2 separate regions of the Mus musculus genome follow, and region 1 is linked to region 2. A link is a loop called in an ENCODE intact Hi-C map of the cell type or tissue named here. Cell type or tissue: left cerebral cortex. All regions are shown on one strand. Links, peaks and the distances in the headings refer to the core of each region. The heading gives the core; the rest is flanking DNA.

Evidence for each region. Hi-C counts contacts between places; a loop is a spot of excess contacts. Peaks named below come from ENCODE experiments on the same cell type or tissue, not always from the same donor. Only the 100,000 strongest peaks of a DNase experiment are listed, where the experiment ranks them.
Region 1: a loop joins it to region 2, with 2.7 times the contacts of the local background. A loop is called at or near these places in 4 of 42 quality-filtered maps.

Annotation. Positions count from the first base shown.
Region 1 is chrX:159,149,627-159,159,888 of GRCm38, reverse strand. No RefSeq gene overlaps it. Among named protein-coding and RNA genes, the nearest start is that of Rps6ka3, 100 kb to the left of the region's middle. In left cerebral cortex, for the core only: no CTCF peak of the experiment used is centred there; DNase peaks (open chromatin) are centred at 2,703, 3,990 and 4,319.
Region 2 is chrX:159,205,057-159,215,318 of GRCm38, reverse strand. No RefSeq gene overlaps it. Among named protein-coding and RNA genes, the nearest start is that of Rps6ka3, 46 kb to the left of the region's middle. In left cerebral cortex, for the core only: no CTCF peak of the experiment used is centred there; DNase peaks (open chromatin) are centred at 1,444, 3,960, 4,224, 4,663 and 1 more place; H3K27ac peaks cover 190 bases.

The DNA.
Region 1 (10,262 bases), core at 1,316-9,315, 56 kb after region 2:
TGACAGTTCAAATAGTTAGGGTTCTTCAAGAGAAAGTGTGTGCATGTGTGTCTGATATTTATGTATATAAAGTGAGGTTTGTTGTAAGGAATTGACTTATGCCAATGAATAGGCTGGGGGCTGGAAAGTCTGCTTATCTTTTCGCTGCATGCCAGAGACACAGAAAAACCATAGAGTTCAAGAGCCTGAAACTCTAACCTGGGTCAAAAGGCTTGGGAACTAGGAATGCTAAGGGTAGAAGATTGAGGTCTCTTTCATCCACTGAGCCATATTTTAGTCCTAATCTCTCTCTCTCTCTCTCTCTCTCTCTCTCGCTCTCTCTCTCTCTCTCTCTCTGTGTGTGTGTGTGTGTGTGTGTGTGTATACATACACGCATGTAGAGGTCAGAGGTTGATGTAGAGTGTTTTTGAGGCAGGATCTTTCACTGAACTTGGAGCTCATTGATTTGGCTAGACTAGCTGGCAAGCAAGCCCTAGGAATCCTCCTGTCTCCACCTCTCTAGTATTGTGATTACAGGTATGTATATCCCAGATGTTTATATATGCATATATATATGTGTGTGTGTGTGTGTGTGTGTGTGTGTGTGTGTATACACACACACTGGTATGTGTGTGTGTGACTACTAGCGATCAAACTCAGGTTTTCCTGTTTCTGTGGCAAGCACTTTACTAATGGGTCTATTGTCTCCCCAGACACAAATAGATGACAGATTTCTATAATTTGTCTTGTGGACCTATGCCAATGAATAGGCTGGGGACTGGAAAGTCTGGTTATCTTTTCGCTGCATGCCAGAGACCCAGAAAAAACATATAGTTCAAGAGCCTGAAAATCTAACCTGCTTTTCTCAACACTATATTTTAGAGTGCAGTCTAATATTTACTTCTAACATTTTAATACGTGTACAGAGAGAATCTTCTTTTTCTTCTTTTTTTATGGTTCTCATTTCAGGGAGAGATCATAGATTTCTATGAGTCCCCTATTCATGACTGTTCGGGTTATTATCAATATTCTTTTTAATTTGAATCTGACGTTTGATAGTTAACTGCACCACATACACTTGCCTTTGTCAGTGTTTCTTCACAATGTGGATGTCTTACATTATTTGTAGTCAAGTGTTCAAGTGGGGAAACACAGCTTCTTTCACCAGAGGCTCTGTTAAAGGCCAGAGGACTTTACTGTTAGGAAAATTGTGATGTCTGCAATAGCAAGTAATCAAAATCACAGAAATCAAGAGGAGGCAATTTCGTTTTTAAATGCCATCATTGAGGGCTGGAGAGATGATGGCTCAAGGTTTAAGAGCTCTTGTTCCTCTTGCAGAAGACCCAGGTTTGATTCTTAGCACCTACAAGGAAGCTCACAATTTTCTGTAATTCAAGTCCCAGGGGATCCAAAACCCTCAAGTTGACATTTGTGAGCACCAGCTGCATATACATATATGCAAGGAAAACACTCATACCCATGACTTAGTAAAACAAACGTCTTTATAAAAGTGCCATTGTGTAGGTTTACCAAGTTGTTCCTCTGGGCTGAGAGTTTTTGTTTTTTTCAGTTTAATCTTATGAAAATGTAAATGGCAGTCACCTTTGGCAGAACATCTCTTCCATGTTAGAGCAGTGAGCTTCTATTAAGTTTTGTAGTTCTTGCTTACCATGTTTGAACTTTGTAGTGATATTATTGTGCTGAAATTTTGCTATAGCAAAGGTGCATTGGGTGGGGCTTGGCAATCTATGGTTGAACAAACATTTTAGTCAAAATGCTACTTCTTTTTATAAAATTGAATCTGGAATGATCTTTGGAGTCTTGAAAGATGTAATTCACTTCTTAGACATACTGGCCTTTGGAAAGTATTTTGGCTTGGCAATATATATATATATATATATATTGAAAAATATTTTCAACTGTCTTCAGTATCTTTCTCTTTAATTTATCAGGTTCATTTGAGTAAAAGTGAGGTCAATATTTTCTCCCAGAAGGAGGTATTCCAAATATTCACCACAACAATTTCTACAAAATGGAGATATGTGGTTCACCCCCCATTCCTAAACATTAAGTTAAATTAGAGCTGTTTTATGATACTATGAGTGGTTTCCAGTCTATTTCTTTTCTCTGCAGTTTCAGATTCAGGCTGCATATATTATAATCTCAGGTTCAAAATTTGTTGTTGTAGCACATTTCAAGTCACACTTTGCTGCTAATTGCCATGGATGTCCCACCTAAACAGATTGCACATGCACAGAAGTGTTACCAATACTGTTTCCCCAGAGCAAGGCAGTTGTAAAATGGTAATTGAAGGCACGGATTTGGTCTCTGTATATTAGTGGGTCTTCAGCTACCTCAGGAAATTGAGATGTCAAGATTCAGGGCCCCACATATTATCATCTGCAGATGCTAAATACAAACAACAGTTCCAGTCTCTTCGCTATACATACCACGTGAACATTAGTTCAGGTTCAGGTTAAAAGGCATGTGCTGCTGAAGTGGGAAGGAATGATGTCTGCCATCCAACAGAGAGGGACTGTGCCCAAAAGGGAACTTTCCAGATTTCCAGATGAGCCCAGGGAAATGACAGGCATTAAAGAGTCACAGACTTTCTTGAACAGAATTTTGTGGTAAAACATGGAAAACAGAGAAAGCATGTCATGTTTTATCCATGTGCTCCATTGTGCCAATATTGGCGGAATGTTGCACAACAGCTCAGTAGCTGCACTTGCTGCAGCTGTCCTTGAAGGAATGTGGCAGATTTGCTCGACTTGAAAATGGTTCCAGCAAAAAATTCCATCTTTTGACTTAGGAGTTTTACTGAGGAGTCGGGGGTGGGGTGGAGGGATAGCTCAGAACCATGCCAAGCTGTTCAGAGTTACTGACTCCTCTCATTACTCTTCTCTGATATTTGAGTTAAGGGCAGGCGTGACTAAGGTGGCTCTCAAGGATTGGATACCATTGGGGGAGGGGAAAAGATACTATTTTTTTCCCTTTTAAAAAAAAGTCCCCCTGGGGTGGCACTTTGTGGAGCTGCTGAACAAATAAGCAAGGTTCAGTTGAGGTTGGATCGCTCTTGGTCCCCTCCCCCAGGCAATGTAAAGTCTACAAACAAGTACCCGGGATGGAGTTCCAAAGCCAGTGTCTGCTGGAAAAGGAGCCATTAGCAAGCAATTCCAGAACCCAGTGCCTTTTAGTGCAGCTTCTTTGCGGGCACTGGGGACATGGCTGTAACCAAGTCACCTTTCTCTCCTGTGCTTTCCAGTTTCCTTTCAGCAGCTGACCTGGTGTGGAACTCTGAGTATCTAAGAGCTCACCCATCTGGAATGTTAAGAAGCAACATCTAGATAAGAGGTTTGGATTACACAGACAAACAGGGCTGGATTTTTTTCTCTCTCATCATTTTTTTTCTTTCATTGTACATCCAGTGACATTAAATATATCTGTATCAGTGTGTGGCCAACACCACCATTCATTTCCAGAACTTTTTCATGTTTCTAAGCAGAAAACATGCACTGGTTATACACTAACTTCCCATGTCCCTCCTGCTGACTGTCCTTGGATTTTCTGTCCTTATGGTATTTTTGTGTCAGAGTTTGAACCCAGGGCCTAGCACCTCTGAGCTGTCCCAAGTCCTGTTATTATGAACTTGACCACATACCCCATCATGGTGTTTTGAGAATAAAAGTTCTCTATAGCTCTATTTAGTATCTATTTCCTGGCTACGGACCCAGATGTGGATGTAGACAGCACTGATGGGGCCAGACACTTGGGTATGCTTGTTTACCCACGAGCATGCTGTCAGGGAATCAGTGAAGAGGAAGCTGCTATATTCGACTGGAGTTTGGGATGGAGTGCCTCTGCACTTCACATATTCACTGGTAGACAGAGGAAGCTGAATTCTGAAAGCTGTGTAATGAGGGAAAGGGAGGGCTAGGCAAATGTGCTTAGTCACAGATCTCTAGGTCCAGGTTATTCATTCTGTGAAGAAACCCTGGCACTATGAGTGGGACGATTGCTGACTGCAAAGCTGAGTAAATTTGACCAAGAGGCTTAAACGGAGGTGGGGAGCTGGTCTCTTTTTATGAGCTTTATTGACACTGAATAGAAATGTGGCTTAATTCCAACTTGTTTCCTAGCAAAGCAAGTACATAAATACCAAGAGAACTTCCTTGTTTTCAGAAAGAGGAAAGAGTTGAAGTTATTGTAGGTGGAAAAAGGCAAATGAAAAAGAGTTGAGTGGTTTTGAGGATATGATAAAAAGATCTTGGTAGGCAGCTACTCGTAAGTGTAGAAGGATACTCTGAAATCTTTCCTGACTACAAGGGGGAAAGGAGCGGGTTACAGTACCCAGCAAGGCTGTGGGTGTACACGGGTATGCTGGGCTTGGAAGCTGGACCAAGTGACAACATAAACCTTAGAAATGGTGCATTGGTTTTTGCCAACAGCATGACAAACTCATCTTTCTTAAAATGGCAATGTTATGTAAAATCTAGATCCAGACACACTCATAAATATTCACCACATAGATTAGGAAACACTATGCAGAACTATGCAGAACTGCAGAGTGTTGACCATGTAAGAAAATTCTGGGCATTTCATTAGGATCTAAATGGTAACAGTATATTACTACACATATTATTTTTAAGGGCTAAATAGTCAGTCTATAAGCAGTGTCTGTCTATTCATAGTTGCATGTAACAGAATACATGGTTAAAAGTGAAGTGAGAGATCTAAAAGCCCCTTTCATACTTCTTGTGCTCTATAGTATATTGAGTTATTTGTTATCTAACATTTTCACATTTTGATAATACATGCTTACTATGGAAATTTCATTAAATTTATTAAATATAAACAACTAGAAAAAACAAACAAACAAAACACTAGTAATTCACAACCCAGAAACCATTATATATATATTTCTCATATGTATATATGAGAAATATCAACATAGGCACACATACACATGCACACATACTCATTGTTAATGGTATAGGGGTGTGTTTAATCTATCTATAGTTACATCTATTTATGGGTATATGATATTGTTATTTGACGCGTTCTCACGACCGGCCAGGAAAGACGCAACAAACCAGAATCTTCTGCGGCAAAGCTTTATTGCTTACATCTTCAGGAGCCAGAGTGCAAGAAGCAAGAGAGAGAGAAAACGAAACCCCGTCCCTATTAAGGAGAATTCTCCTTCGCCTAGGACGTGTCACTCCCTGATTGGCTGCAGCCCATCGGCCGAGTTGACGTCACGGGGAAGGCAGAGCACATGGAGTGAAGAACCACCCTCGGCACATGCGCAGATTATTTGTTTACCACTTAGAACACAGCTGTCAGCGCCATCTTGTAACGGCGAATGTGGGCGCGGCTCCCAACATCTCCCCCTTTCCTTTTAATAAGAGCAAATAGGCCACCCTATTAATGAGAGTGGAGATAGAGGTCAAATCCCCAGTGTGTAGGTAAAGGAGCCATGTACAGGATTAGCTCTTAGGCTCACAGGCTTTTACCCAGAGCAACCCTGACCTGCTCCCGTGTCGTTTTGCCTGGGGGAAGGGAACTAGGACACTGAACCTTCATGAAAGATGACATGTCTCCCTAGAATAGGCTCATATATGCCGCAGAGCCTTTCCATTGCAGTGCTTAGCCGTGCAACTCTCTCGGGCTGCTGAAGCACACTCACTCTATCCCGTGCAATGAGACTAGCCTCATGGGATATAAGAGCTGAGTGGCCAGCGACCTATTGCCTAAGCATAGATATATCAGGGGAAGCTCCATGTTCTAGTCCTGCAAGCGCCTGGGCAATAACCACCTTGTCTCTCCTAGTTTGGGCCTTAAGCTTACAGACCAATCAAAGAAGCAACACTAATCCACAGCAAAGTGTATCTCCAAATAATATTAATCCCACCCATTTTTTAAAGAAGGAAAATGCTGAGGAGATCCAATTGGGTAATCCTTTGGTCAGGGACAGGTCCAAGCGCGTGGAGTTGACCTGAAGTCTCAATTCCCGAAGGATCTGTTCAAATTCAGCCATCCAATTCTGTAACATATACTGAAAAAGACTTTTTGACAAATTAGCTGCCCTAGTAAATTTAACATACTGAATGGAAATAACACACAATCCCGGAAACTTTTGTTCACATCCCAGCTGAGTTATTTGTCATAATACATCTAGTTGTATCTGGACAAGATCTATGAGTTGATTAACCAGCATGAGACCTCCCTGTATCTTGACATTAGCTGAGGCCTGTTCATCTATGACTGTAGTCACTGAGGCTGACAAAGTGTTAATGGTGTCAGTCGTCTGGACCTGTCCAGACAGAGCCAAGGCTGTCTGAATCAAGGCCAAACCCAGTTCCCAGTTAGTGGTAAAAAAGCAGGAGAATACTTGAGCATTATACATCACCGTCATTGGGAGTGGAAATATCGACATTATCCCCCAACGCTGCTCTCTCTTTATTATTGACGCCCTGGACATCACCAAGACGAGGGACATCAGTATTCCCTTGGACACAAAGGTATAGAAAAGAAACAATCTTTAATATCTATAATAATTAAATTCCAGCCACGTGGTAAGACGGAAAGTACAGGGAGACCCCTCTGTACTGGGCCAAATAAGTTCATTTGCTCATTAATGGCTCTGAGGTCATGGAGCAGTCTCCACTTTCCTGACTTTTTCTTAATTACAAAAATTGGAGTATTCCAAGGTGAGGTAGAGGGTTCAATATGGCCTAGTTTTAATTGTTCCTCTATCAGTTGAATCACAGCTTCCAGTTTTTCAGAGGATAGGTGCCATTGAGGAACCCACACTGGGTCCCCTGTTTTCCATGGTATGGGTCGTGCTGCCCCAATGGCCGCTAAGGAAAACCCAGACCCTGTCTGTCTTGGTTTCCATTAGGTGAGATGGGCTCTATCCTTCCCTGTTCTTGATGTCCTAACCCTTTTCCTTCTTTATAACCCATCTTTGCCATGATATTTTTTGCTTTAGCTGAATACCCTCCCGATGGGGCGTTTTCATTGGACAAAATAAGGCCCAAATGCTGCATAATATCCCTTCCCCAGAGGTTAACCGGGAGTGGGAGCACATAAGGTATGAATTTCCCTTGCTGTCCTTCAGAGGATTCCCACGTCAAGGCAATGGAGCTTATAGTGGGACATGATTGATATCCTAGGCCCTGTAATGAATGAGATGACTCTGTGGTGGGCCATGCTTTGGGCCACCAATGTGTAGAAATTATACTTTTATCTGCTCCGGTATCAAGGATGCCTTCAAACTCTTTTCCATTAATCTTAAGGCGGAGCTTAGGTCTATCATTTAAAGATACAACCAAATAGGCAGAATCATTTCCTGAGGAGCCCATTTTCTTTATCTCAGGTCCTGCAGATTTTTCCCTGGTATTATCAGGGAGGAGCAGCAGCTGAGCTATCCTATCTCCTTTACTAATAGAAAAAACGCCCTTAGGGCTTGAGCACAGGACCTGTATTTCAGGGGAATGTTGACAATCCATAACTCCAGGGTGGACTACTAAGCCCTGCAAGGTGAGTGAACCCCGGCCGAGAATAAGGCCCATGGTTCCCGGGGGCAAGGATGGTATAGGCTCCACTGGCACCGGCTGAATACTCATTTGAGGCATTAATAGGAAGTCGGAGGCGGCACGCAGGTCCACCCTTGTGGGTCTTCCTGGGTCGCCTCTCTGACTGCTTCCTGGGTCCTGACAAACCGGTTCCCATATCTTTGAGGGCCCTGGAACCGAGGGCCCGATGACCCGTTTTTTGGCACATCAGTTGATTGACTATCAGGTGGGGGAAGGACTCTGCCCTTTATATCCCTCACAGAGCGACACTGGTCAGCTCTATGATAACCCTTGCCACACTTAGAGCAAAGAGTGAGAGTCCCTCCCTGTTTATCTGGAGCTCTGCAATCTTTCTTAAAATGCCCAGGCTTTCCGCAATTAAAACATGTCCTCTGATCATTTCTGCTCATGGAGCGGTTCTGAGATTGGAGGATGGCGGCCGCTAAGCCTGCATTGGTGAGAGGTCCCCCAAGCTCTCGACAGACCCTGAGCCAGTCTTGTAAGCCTTTGTTCTTTCTTGGGGCTATGGCCGCTCGGCACTCCTTTGTGGCTTGCTCATAGATTAGCTGTTCTATCAGAGGCGCAGCTTGCTCTGACTCTCCAAAAATACGCTCTGCTGCCTCTGTCATTCTGGCCACAAAATCTGAGAAGGATTCCTGAGGTCCCTGGACAACTTTTGTTAATTGACCAGTGGTTTCACCTGCTCGGGAGAGCGCCTTCCAGGCCCTAATAGCCGTGGAAGAAACTTGGGCATAAGCTCCCCAATGGTAGTTTGTTTGATCAGCAGAATAAGCTCCCTGACCCGTTAACAAGTCAAAAGTCCAATCTCTCTGCTCTGGAGTCAAAGCAGCTGCGTTTGCTCGGGCCTGCGCTTGTGCAGCTTCATGCCAAAGAGCTCTCCATTCCATATATTTGCCCATACTAGGGAGAGCGGCTTTTACAACCGTTTGCCAGTCAGCAGGAGTTAGTGCCATGCCGGCGAGCCTGTCTAACTGCACCAAGGTAAAATTAGCATTGGTTCCGTATTTACGGACCGACTCGGCAATTTCTTTAATTTGTAAGTATTCTACCGGAGCGTGGACACGCCCACCCTCGGCTCCTTCAAAGACCGGAAATGCCTGTTGTATTTTCCTTTGTTCCTCTCTGGGAATGAATGAGTCTGCGCACTGCCTCTCTGCGCAGGGCTGACGCACTACGCAGGGCGGGGACTCCGCATAGGGCGGACCTTGAAGCCGACTGCCCTGAGGCCAATCAGCAAACTGGCCTTCGCCAGCCGCTTTTGGCTTCCTTAACTGATTAGCTAGCACTTTACCTGGCTGGTACCCTTTTTTCTCATAATGAGCTGCTTCTTCCTCCCAGTCTGTTTCCTCAGAGGAGAATTCTTCATCTGCTTCAGAGCTACTAAGAGCTGGCTTCCTGAGCTCATCTAGTGACGAGTATCTCCTAGAGACCTCCGCTAATCGATCTTTTTTCTTTTCTTTTTTCTTTTCCTTCCTTCTAATCTCTCCCCAGGTATTCTTACCTGACCTAAACTTTTCCTCGGGTTCAAGACCCTTGGAAAGGCCTGTATACTTATTTTGTGTACCATATTTTCTCTTTGCTCCTACTCTCTCTCCCCGCTTTACTTCTGATAGCTTGTCCTGAATTTCATCTAGAATCCGCCCTGCCTTAACCACTTGATAACATGTGAAAAGGAACAAAAGGGCTTCTAACACTAGAAAAAATCCAAGGCCAAACATTTTCCACTTTACTTCTGATAGACTGTCTTGAATTTCCTTAGAAAGTTCAAGATCAGACTTACCTCGTAAAGCTGTACTCACTGGTACTCTCGTTCCCCAGCTGAAAAGTTCTGAATTCATACAGTTGAATCCTTCTTAACAGTCTGCTTTACGGGAACCTTTATTACCGCGACCCGCAGTTCTGGTTCTGGAATGAGGGATCTTCCTTGCGCCAGTCCCGAGTTTTTTCTCGTCCCGGAATTCGGCACCAATTGTTATTTGACGCGTTCTCACGACCGGCCAGGAAAGACGCAACAAACCAGAATCTTCTGCGGCAAAGCTTTATTGCTTACATCTTCAGGAGCCAGAGTGCAAGAAGCAAGAGAGAGAGAAAACGAAACCCCGTCCCTATTAAGGAGAATTCTCCTTCGCCTAGGACGTGTCACTCCCTGATTGGCTGCAGCCCATCGGCCGAGTTGACGTCACGGGGAAGGCAGAGCACATGGAGTGAAGAACCACCCTCGGCACATGCGCAGATTATTTGTTTACCACTTAGAACACAGCTGTCAGCGCCATCTTGTAACGGCGAATGTGGGCGCGGCTCCCAACATGATATCTACTATTTTGCATTTTTTGTTTTAATTTAATATTTCTTCATGGATACGTTTTTCAGCTATGAAAGTGTATTTAGACATGTTCATGTGATGCTTGTAACTTTTCATCACATGGCTGTACCATATTGTTATTTAACTCTTTTCATGTTGTCAGATAATTAAATTTCTTGAGTTTCTTTTAAATCAGAAAAGACTCTTTGATGAGCATTCTTTCACAGTAATTTTGATTTTTTTCCCCTTTAGATTGGGAATCCCCAAGATTAAACAGATCAGTTTTCAGAAAATTTTACTCTATTTCCTTCCCTACAAGTTGTACCAATTTTAAGCTTGAATAGCTTCAAATATCCTGCTGGCATATCTTTATAAAAGGGAAG
Region 2 (10,262 bases), core at 734-8,733:
TTCTCAGTAGAAAAGGGAAGGAGACAGAAGCAGATGAATGCATGAACGGTGCCTGACAAAGATCAAGTAGGGGCCTGTCAAGAGGCCTGGGCTCTGTGTAATATGAGCCGGCAGGCTATAGGGAAAGTAAAGCAAAAGAAAGAAAAATGGAGTCTGTGCCCATAGGTTTTATTGAAAGTAAATATCCAAAATGCAACTGTGTTGGCCTATTTATAAAGCTTTATTTTCAGATCTTAGTTTTGAGAAAAAAAAAATTGGGGGTAGGGTTTCATGCTTTCCAGGCTGGCCTTGAACTTGGTAAGTAGCTGAAGAGGACTTCGGTTTTCTGAGCCTCTTCCCTTTCCAAGTGCTGGGATAATGGGTACGTACCACTATACCCAGGGCTTCACGTACGCTAGGTGAGCCCTCTGCCTTTTAAGCTATATCCACAGTCTCAGCAATATTATTGTGTTTTTTTTCTGTTTTCATGTTGTGAAGTATTAAATCTAACCAAGGCATACAAATGAAAATCCATTCATCAAATTGCCCATGGATTAGTTCAAGAAATATCTTACTTTGCTCCTCCTGTGGACCAGGCACTGTTTTGCAGGTTATAAATATAGCAGTCATGAAAGCAGAAATTTTTCTAAATGGGGAGTTAGCCACTTAAAAATTTAAATGACAAGTTGTAATAAGATTAAAAAAAAAAAGAGGCAGGCATGAAAGCAACCCCTACCTACCATTTAAGGGTATGGTACACGAATACAAATAGAAGTTCATATTGTCTATATGTTTAAATGTTTGAATTTATTACAATTATGTCTTTTACTTCATCTAAAATTCTTCAGTATTTGGAAGACTACATTAGGATTTAGAGTTCTTGGCCTCCTCGGGGTCATGCCTGCCCCCTGGATCCTAGTCTTAATTCCAAGGTCAATTTTCTTTTTTTTCCACTTTGAAGTTGTCACAGTGCCAAGAAGTGTCTTACATCAAATGGGTGAACACCTGATTTGAATGTCCAAGTTCTGTGCACACATCTCCGACATTGTTTTTCCCAATGGTTTTGTGGATGTACACACTTGTGACAGTCTGCTCTCTGAAAGATGGACCAGGCAAGATGCCCAGGTTAGCCATTTGGATAGCATAGTCTGAGGTCCCGGAAGGGCACAGACCTGGAACAACCAATTTCTGTAGGGCCAGAGGGGAGGTGACAGAATAAGACCCTTGAAACCATGTGACTCAGAGCAGCAGCCCCTTTGCCAGTACCCAAGCAGTGCACTTTTGTTCATTCCATCTGAGAGCAGGGAGGCTATTCCTATATCCTCAGGATTTGAACTGTGATGATGGAAGAGATACAGAGTTTCCGTTCCGTGGAGGGTCTATAAAAAGTAAAGGAAGGAAGAAAAGGAAACCAGAATGTATGGAGCATCTGCGCTAAGCCTGGTGGTGTGAAATACACACTTGCTTGTGTGAGCTAATTTCATCTTCCAAATAACCTTAGGAATTAGGCTTTGCACTTTCCCTGTAAGGTTAAGAAAATAAACTCCAGGGGGTCACTTCCTTGCCCAGAGACACACAGCCAGTGATCTAAGAAGCAGAAGCTCAAAGGCAAAACTTAGGCTATTTCTAAAACCCACGTTCTCTGTGTTACAGCACAGTGCCTTTAAAATATCCACAAAGAAAACCTTCATTTATAATGAGAGAGAAGAACAATATGGAAAGTAAGCTCCTACATCATTCAGAGAGGAAAGTAGCTTCAGGGGTCCTTAGTACAAAGATTCCCAGAGATTGGGGAGTTCCCTAATCTCTTAAGACTCTATGAAGATACTTGATGAGTTTATGGGTGTTAGGTAGTTTTAAGGATTGAAGTAAGCTGGGCATACTACTGCATATCTTTGATCCAGCACTTGGGAGACAGAGGCAGGTAGATCTCTGTACATTTGAGGCCAGCCTTGCTTGCATAGTGAGTTCTAGTTGAGCCAGGTCTACATAGTGAGACCATGTCTCAAAAAAAAAAAAACAATAAAATAAAAAATAAAAAAATCGAGACAACATTTACACACTATGAAATGGACAGTTTGAAAAGTTTTGTTTTGTAGATGCAAAACCTGTCTAATCACTGCACTAATCAAGATATTTCCCAATCAAGATATGTTCCTCACTCCAGAAATGTCTCCGTCCCCTTTTCCCAGGAGTCTCTTCCCATAACAAGCAACCACTGTTCTGTTTTGTATCACTCTAGCTTTGTTTTGCCTGGTTTAGGATTTAATGTAAATAGAACTACACTTTTGTATCTGGCTTCTTTGGCTCAGCATGTTTTTTTTTTTTTTGAGATTTATCCATACTATTAGAGTAAAGAGTGCATCTCTCTTTTATGGCTAAATAGTACTCCATTACATAAATAATTTATAATTTGTTTATTTCTTCACCAATTGATGAGCATTCGAGCTCTTTTTCATTTGTGGTTACTATGGATAATGTTGGTATATGCATTCTTTTTTTCCTCCTCATATTGAGAATGGAACCTAATAATGCCTTGTCCTTGCTAGGCAGGCACTCTCCCAGTTAGTAACATCCTCACCCCAAACATTATTGCATCCGTCTTCTTGTAAATGTATCAATTTGTTTCTATTGGGTCTATACTGCAGAAGATGTGATTGGTATACGTTTTACTTTTTAGTTAGCTACCTAAATTTCCAAAAGTGTTTTAAATCAGTTTATACTTCCACAAACAACCTATGAGTTTCAGTTGATATGCTTATTTTACATGAACTTGAGTAGTAAAATTATTAAAAATTTGATATACTTTAAAATTAGAAAGAAAGGCTAGTGTTTCCCATGCTAGCAGTTTTCTGTGTTTGTGTCAGATCTTAAGTAAAATAATACATATACACTTCACATCCACTTGGAAATCTGCTCTCCTATCTCCTTCCTTTTCCTCCTCCCTGGAAGTCAACATCACCCTGAAATTGGTCTGTATCCTTCCCACATCTGTCTATTTTTAAATCTACAGCATAGCATATAAATTGTCTTCAATATTTTGCTCAGTCTAACAAAGATGACATGTTTTCTTTCCTGTGATAAGTCTCAGTGCATTTTGGTAAGTAAATCAACTTTATCTTTCACACATTTTTCATTTCCTATTTAATACTATTCTTGATTATTTCTTCTGTATGTTAATTAGATTGTTTATATGAGCAATTAATAGAAGATGGGGGATGTTAATGTTTCATTTTAAAATGCAGTTTATGTAGCAAATGAATACCCTCCTGACAGGCTTGGCAGAATGGTTCAGTGGGTAATGGTGCTTGCCACCAAGCTTGGCAACCTAATTTCATTGATTTCACATGGAGAGAGGACCCATTCTACAAAAGTGTCCTTTTACCTTTTCAAGTGTGGTGTGATGTGGAATGTACACACACACTCACACACACACACACACACACACACACACACACACATACACACACACGGAGGGTAATGAAAGAAAAGATCCTTTCTTCTGAGATTGGAATCTTTAAGGGGAAGTTACAAGAAAGTTCTTGGAATCGTGTTGGTGGGAGCTACAGTATTAACAGCCCCCCCCCCCGCCATAGTATAGGGAAGGAAACTTACGCTTTAGACAGTTGTGATGTTGCTAGGTTTTAACAGCTGAAGAATTTCAGGCCAGCACCAAAGTCAGATTGTCTACAGTTCTCTTGATCACACCCTGCAGCTTCCAAGCTACTGGTGGTGATCAAAGATGGAGAAGAAAGAAAAGGAGAGAGGAAAACGTAATGGGGGCAGGGGAGGAATAACTTCATCAAAACAAGGCAGAAATGCAGCATTTTAAGGAAGAGGCTTGCCCTTCATATGAATGATTCTTGGATTTTGGTGTATATTTTTGGTAGCAGTATGCAGTGAGTCACTAACAAAGAGCTTAAGACAGATGAGTTAACATAAATGGACCAAAATAAGCTGTGGTCTCTAGGCTGAGCAGCTGTTGGACAAACCTGCCAATATTTTATTTCCCAGAGACATTTGCAGTGGATTAAAGTGAGCAGGAGGCAAAAGCTTCATTAGAAAAGTCCATACCTTTTAGTTCCCTGTGCCTGAGACATGTCTCTCTAGAGGAAGGGGAAGAAGTTCCTAGCTATTTCCTGGAGTTCTGCTCTGTGGAAGAGGGTAGGCAGCAGGGTATGCTGGTAGAGGAACAACGCAAATAAGCACAGGAAACAGTCTTAGGTTTACCGGCCTGAGTGCGCTACTAGCTGCAGTAACCACAGGACTCCAGTCTTCTTGTGGCTCTGTGTTACATCTTCTCAAGTGGGGGTGGTGAAGCACTGGCTTGAATGACTTCCAAGAACACTTCCGGTTTAAAAAAAAAAAAGGTCCCACTCTGCATTTAGTGACTGCTTCATTTCATCATGTAAAAAAATTTTTTCTTTTGGATTGTTTCTGCACTAGCTCTATTTTTTCAGATCAAGAAACTGAGGCCAATGGGTACTAAGAGATCTTCCTGAGTCATAGTCCCAAACTCAAGCCTGAGGCTGGCTGAGTTACCTGCTTCTTAGCTACCTTTTGCATTGCCCATCCTCCCTTAGCAAGTAATTACAAATGCAATTCCTTCCCGGCCTTTTGTAGTCCTTACAGCTTTCTACCTGTCTGAAACTGCTATGCTTCAATCGTACTGCAGAGGATTTTTCAGTTCCTAATTGAAGTCTCTTGCTTCAACCAAACACCATACTGTCAGTGAATGGTGTTAAAAACCAGTGAATCAAATTCAGGATACATACCTCACGCAAGACAGAAATAGTGTTGAGCAGAGCACAGCAGGGCCATTTGATTCATAGGATCTTCATCAGCTTGAATATTTTGTACCGTCTCTCCACTGGACACTCTGTACACGGCCTTCCTGCTGACGTCAGTGGCAGCAGTGTCTTACTGGGAGACACTGTGTTTGAAGGGCTGTTTCAGTAACCTCCCCTATCCCGATTTAAGATGATATGGCCATGGCGATGGTGGTAGCAGTGGTGGCTCCTTTGTTTCCTTTCATAAATGACGTACTTCCAGTGACGATATCAGATATAGGGAAAACACCCTTCACTTCAACATGAACTGAAGCAAACACATTCTAATGTGGTGGGTGATCTTCATCTAACTTGAGTTTGAGATGGCTTGTCAGATGGGCAACTGATAATCCTGTTTCTAAAGTCTGAAGGGGATATTTATGAGGGAAATTATACTTTGCATAATCCTTTTCATCTCTCCCCCCTCCCTTTCTCTTTTTACAGTACTGGGAACTGAACTCAGGGTACTGTGCATGTTACATACTCTCCACCTTCCCATTGTGTCTACATTGAAATGAGAAACACAAAAAAACCCCCATAAAACAAAAATAAAAACAAAAAACAAAAATACCAAAAAACCCCCAAACCAAACCAAAAAACCTCAAAACATTGCTTTCTGAATAGACACAAGAACCCAAAAATTCTTTGCTGTCTGCATAAGCATGAGAGCCAAAAGAATATCTAATAATGCAAAGTAAAATCATTGCTGCTCATAATACATGCTTACATATTTTGATGTTTTATAATGTAGAAACTTGGAGATTAAAAGAGAAGAGGCCATATACTCCAACTTAAAGCTACTCGTCTAATGTATAATTTATGTACAAAAATATATTCAACATTTTATCAAAAGAAAAATGTTAAAGTATGATAGATTTCACTGATGAGTTTAGTCCTTCATGTCTTCCTACTTCCTTGGTGCTTCATTCATTAAACTGGAAGACTCTGTTTCTTTTCCCTTGAATCTAAGCTGCTTTTCTGACTTATGTTTGACAATAAAATGGGGTAGAAATGTTGGTTGGGCCAGTTTCAATGTTAGGCTTCAAGAGACCTTGGGATCCCTTGTCATACTTTTTTTTTTTTTTTTGTATTTGCCTGAGAACCTTCTAGAAGATTCAACAAGATCAGGGCCGATTTCCCTAGTTATTGCAGCTGGGGTTTCCCTAGATCATTCGGTAAGGTCTATGAGTTCAGTTGCAATCAGAAGCATGGCTCATTTGAGTTCAGGCTAAATTTCCAACCCACAGACTTTTAAATAAAAGTGTATTGTTTGAAGACATTGATACTTAGAACGTTTTCTTACATTGAATCATGTGACAACCAGTAATGGAAAGACTTATCAAGAGATCATATAAACCATGGCTAGCTCAGTTTGATAGAGAGCTAGCTTAGCAAGCATGACATCCTGCGTTTGATCCCCAATACTTCAAAGGCCAGGTATGGTTACACACAACTATAATCCTAGTCTGAGGGTGGTACAGGTGGAAGGATCAGAAGTACAAGGCCATCCTTGTCTACATCGCAAGTTCAAGCTCTGTGGAGGATGTGGAAGTCAACCTTGTATATATGTACAAATTCTAGGAAATTAAAATCTCCATCTGCTATCTACCAGGAACAATCCTCAACCAATGACATTGGGACTTGTTACATAAATACCTGATGTGTCTTGGCTCTTGGATAGGACAATTCTGTGGTGCGATTTTTTTTTTAACCTTTCTCATAATTTCCCTACGGAGTTAAGTTCCAGTTAGTTACCTGTTGTAGCAGCTGGCTCTGTAACACTCCTCCCCCACACATTCCAAGATCCTTAGCCTTGTTCTTTCTCCCTTCCTTCCTTCCTTCCTTCCTTCCTTCTCTCCCTCTCCCTCTCTCTCTTTCTTTTTTTTTCTAGACATGGTTTCTCTGTGTAGCCCTGGCTGTCCTGGCACTCATTCTGTAGACCAGGCTGGCCTCGAACTCAGAAATCCACCTGCCTCTGCCTCCCGAGTGCTGGGATTAAAGGCGTGTGCCACCAACGCCCGGCCCGGCTGTCCTTTCTATTTCTTAAGTGAGTTGTTATTTCTTGTCCAGGATTCTTTCTGATTTTACCCACTATCTAATATGCTCTTCCGTTCACACAAGTAGGGTCAGCTTCTTGTAATTTAATTCTTAAATTTTGCATACCATTTTCAATTATAGTATTTCAGGAGGCTTTTGCAATGTAGCTCAGGCTTGTCTCATTTTTTTTGTGTACCCTAGGCTTGTGTGAACTTATAGTAATCTTAGCACTTAGAAGGACAAGGCAGCCATTGCATACACTAGCAAGCGTTTGCTGAAAGGACCCTGATATAGCTCTCTCTTGTGAGACTATGCCGGGGCCTAGCAAACACATAAGTGGATGCTCACAGTCAGCTATTGGATGGATCACAGGGCCCCCAATGGAAGAGCTAGAGAAAATATCCAAGGAGCTAAAGAGAACTGCAACCCTGTAGGTGGAACAACATTATGAACTAACCAGTACCCCGGAGCTCTTGACTCTAGCTGCATATGTATCAAAAGATGGCCTAGTCGGCCATCACTGGAAAGAGAGGCCCATTGGACACGCAAACTTTATATACCCCAGTACAGGGGAACTCCAGGGCCAAAAAGTGGGAATGGGTGGGTAGGGGAGTGGGGGGGGAGGGTATGGGGGACTTTTGGGATAACATTGGAAATGTAATTGAGGAAAATACGTAATAAAAAATATTTAAGAAAAAAAGAAAAAAGAAAAAAAAAGAAGGACAAGGCAGGAAAATTCACTTTTTATAGACACTTTCCTGGTCAATGCAACTAAAGTAGTCATCTTACCTTGTTTTTCCATATCACATCGTTATTATGAGATATTCATCTTATTTGCTTATCTACATACAATGGTGGTATGTGTGTGCTGGTATTGCCCCCATAGGAAAATTGTTGGACAGTGCCTAGTAAAGCCACTTATGACTCAGCAGTCCATTCCAAGGTATGCATTCAAGATATATGAGTGCTGTGTACATTAAAACAATCCATATTTACTGCAGCTTTATCTGTAATAGCTAAAACCTGGAACCAACCCAAATATCCACCAATAAGAATAAATAAAAAATGGTAGAATAGTCAATAGACTATCCCATGATATAATATTATACAGCAAGAGAAAAAGCAAACTATAAACAAATACAGTTATATGGGTACATATCATAGAAGTAACAAATATAAGAAACCACAAAAGAACATATTATAGAATTTCATTTTTACAGCATTCAAACAGTCAAAAACCATCTATGATGACAGAAGCTGGAATAGTGTTTGCGTCTGGGCAGAAGAATATTGACTGGAAAGGAGTTTTCAGTGCTAGAAACACTCTGTCTTTATGTGTTTAGTGATTACATGAATAGATGACACATATATAGAAAGTCAATAAGGTGTGCACTTAATATTTGTATACACTCCACATCTCTTCTTCATGAATTAAAAAATAAAATATGCAGTAGACAGGGTATATAGCTTAGTTGGCACAGTGTTTTCACTCCCTGCATAATACACTGGGTTCAATACCCAGCATGGCACAAATTGTGTGTGGTGGTGTAAACCTGCAATCTGTGGCATGTGTGCCTCTGTAACACTCTATTCCCACACATTCCAGGCTTCTTAGACCTTGGGAAGTGAACCGATAGGATCAGAACACCAAGATCATCCTTATATGAGTATGAGGCCAGCTTAGGACACATGAAATCCTGCCTCTAATAATAATAATGATAATAATAATTACAGGACACATGAAATTCTGCCTCAAATAATAATAATTACCTGGACATAGTGGCAAAAGCTTTTAGTCCCAGCACTAAAGCAGCAGAAACAGAAACATCTCTGTGAGTTCAAGGCTAACCTTGGTTTACAGAGCAAGTTCTAGAGCAGTCAGGGCTACAAAGTGAGGCCCTAGCTCAACAACAACAACAACAACAACAACAACCACTACTGACAACTACAACAATGACAACAAACCCCCATAGAAACAAACTAACAACGATTTTGAAAACTATATGGTTCTGTGAAAGCAAAGGAAGTTTTCTGGTTTGGGTTAGATATGGCTACCTGACATACAGTATACCACCATAGTACTTGTTGATGGAATCAATACATAAATGCGTATTTATTTAACATCGTAGAGTTTGTGGGATGATATTTTCTATTTCCATACATTTGCCTGCAAAATTCATGATATCCTTGTTTTTAATAGCTGAATATTATTCCATTGTATAGATGAACCACATTTTCTGTCTCTGTATCATCTGTATCTGTATCTGCATCTGTATCTGTATCTGTCTCTGTCTCTGTCTCTGTCTCTGTCTCTGTCTCTGTCTCTGTATCTGTATCTGTATCTGTATCTGTATCTGTATCTGTATCTGTATCTGTATCTGTATCTGTATCTGTCTCTGTATCTGTCTCTGTCTCTGTATCATCTGTCTTTGTCTCTGTATCTGTATCTGGGTTGATTCCAGTTTCTGAGGAAGGCCCAAGTGAGGATTCTTAAATTCCATTTAGGAGGAGAAAAATAATTATAGAAGGCAGAGGGAGAGACCTGGGTGGGAGAGGGGAAAGGGGAAAAGGGGGAAAGGGGGAAAGGGGGAAAGGGGGAAAGGGGGAAAGGGGAAAGGGGGAAAGGGGAAAGGGGAAAGGGGGAAAGGGGGAAAGGAAGCAGAATGGGGGAGAACAGGAGAGAGGCTCAGAGGGTCAGGAAAATGAATGGAAATATGCAGCTGCCAGGGGTGGGGGTGGGGAACCTCTAGAAAGTCCCAGAGACCTGGGATGAGGGAAATCCCAGGACCCAGTGTGGGTGACCTTAGCCAAAAATGCTCAACAGTGGGGATATGGAACCTAAAGAGACAACCTCCAGTAGTCAGATAGGACCTCTAGTAAAGGAATAGGGACACCAACCCACCTACAAAAACATTTGACCCTGAATTGCTCTTGTCTAAAAGAAATGCAGGGACAAAAATGGAGCAGAAACTGAAGGAATGGCTGACCAGTGACTCTCCAAACTTGGGATCTATCCCATGGGTGGGCACCAATCCATGACACTATTACTGATGCTATGTTGTGCTTGCAGGCAGGAGCCTGGCATGGCTGTTCTCTCAGAGATTCTACTAGCAGCTGACTGAGACAGATGCAGATACTCACAGCCAAGCATTGGATGGAGGTCGGGGGCCTTCTGGAAGAGTTAGGGGGAGGACTGAAGGAACTGAAGGGGATGGCAACCTCATAGAAAGAATAACAGTGTCAACTAACCCGGACCCCTGGGAACTCCCAGAGACAGCCACCAACCAAAGAGCATGCATGGGCTGGTCCGAGGTCCCTGGCACATATGTAGAGGATTGCTTTGTCTGGCATTAGTAGGAGAGGATGCACCTAATTCTGTAGAAATGTGATGTCCCAGGGTGGGTGGATGTGGGGGAG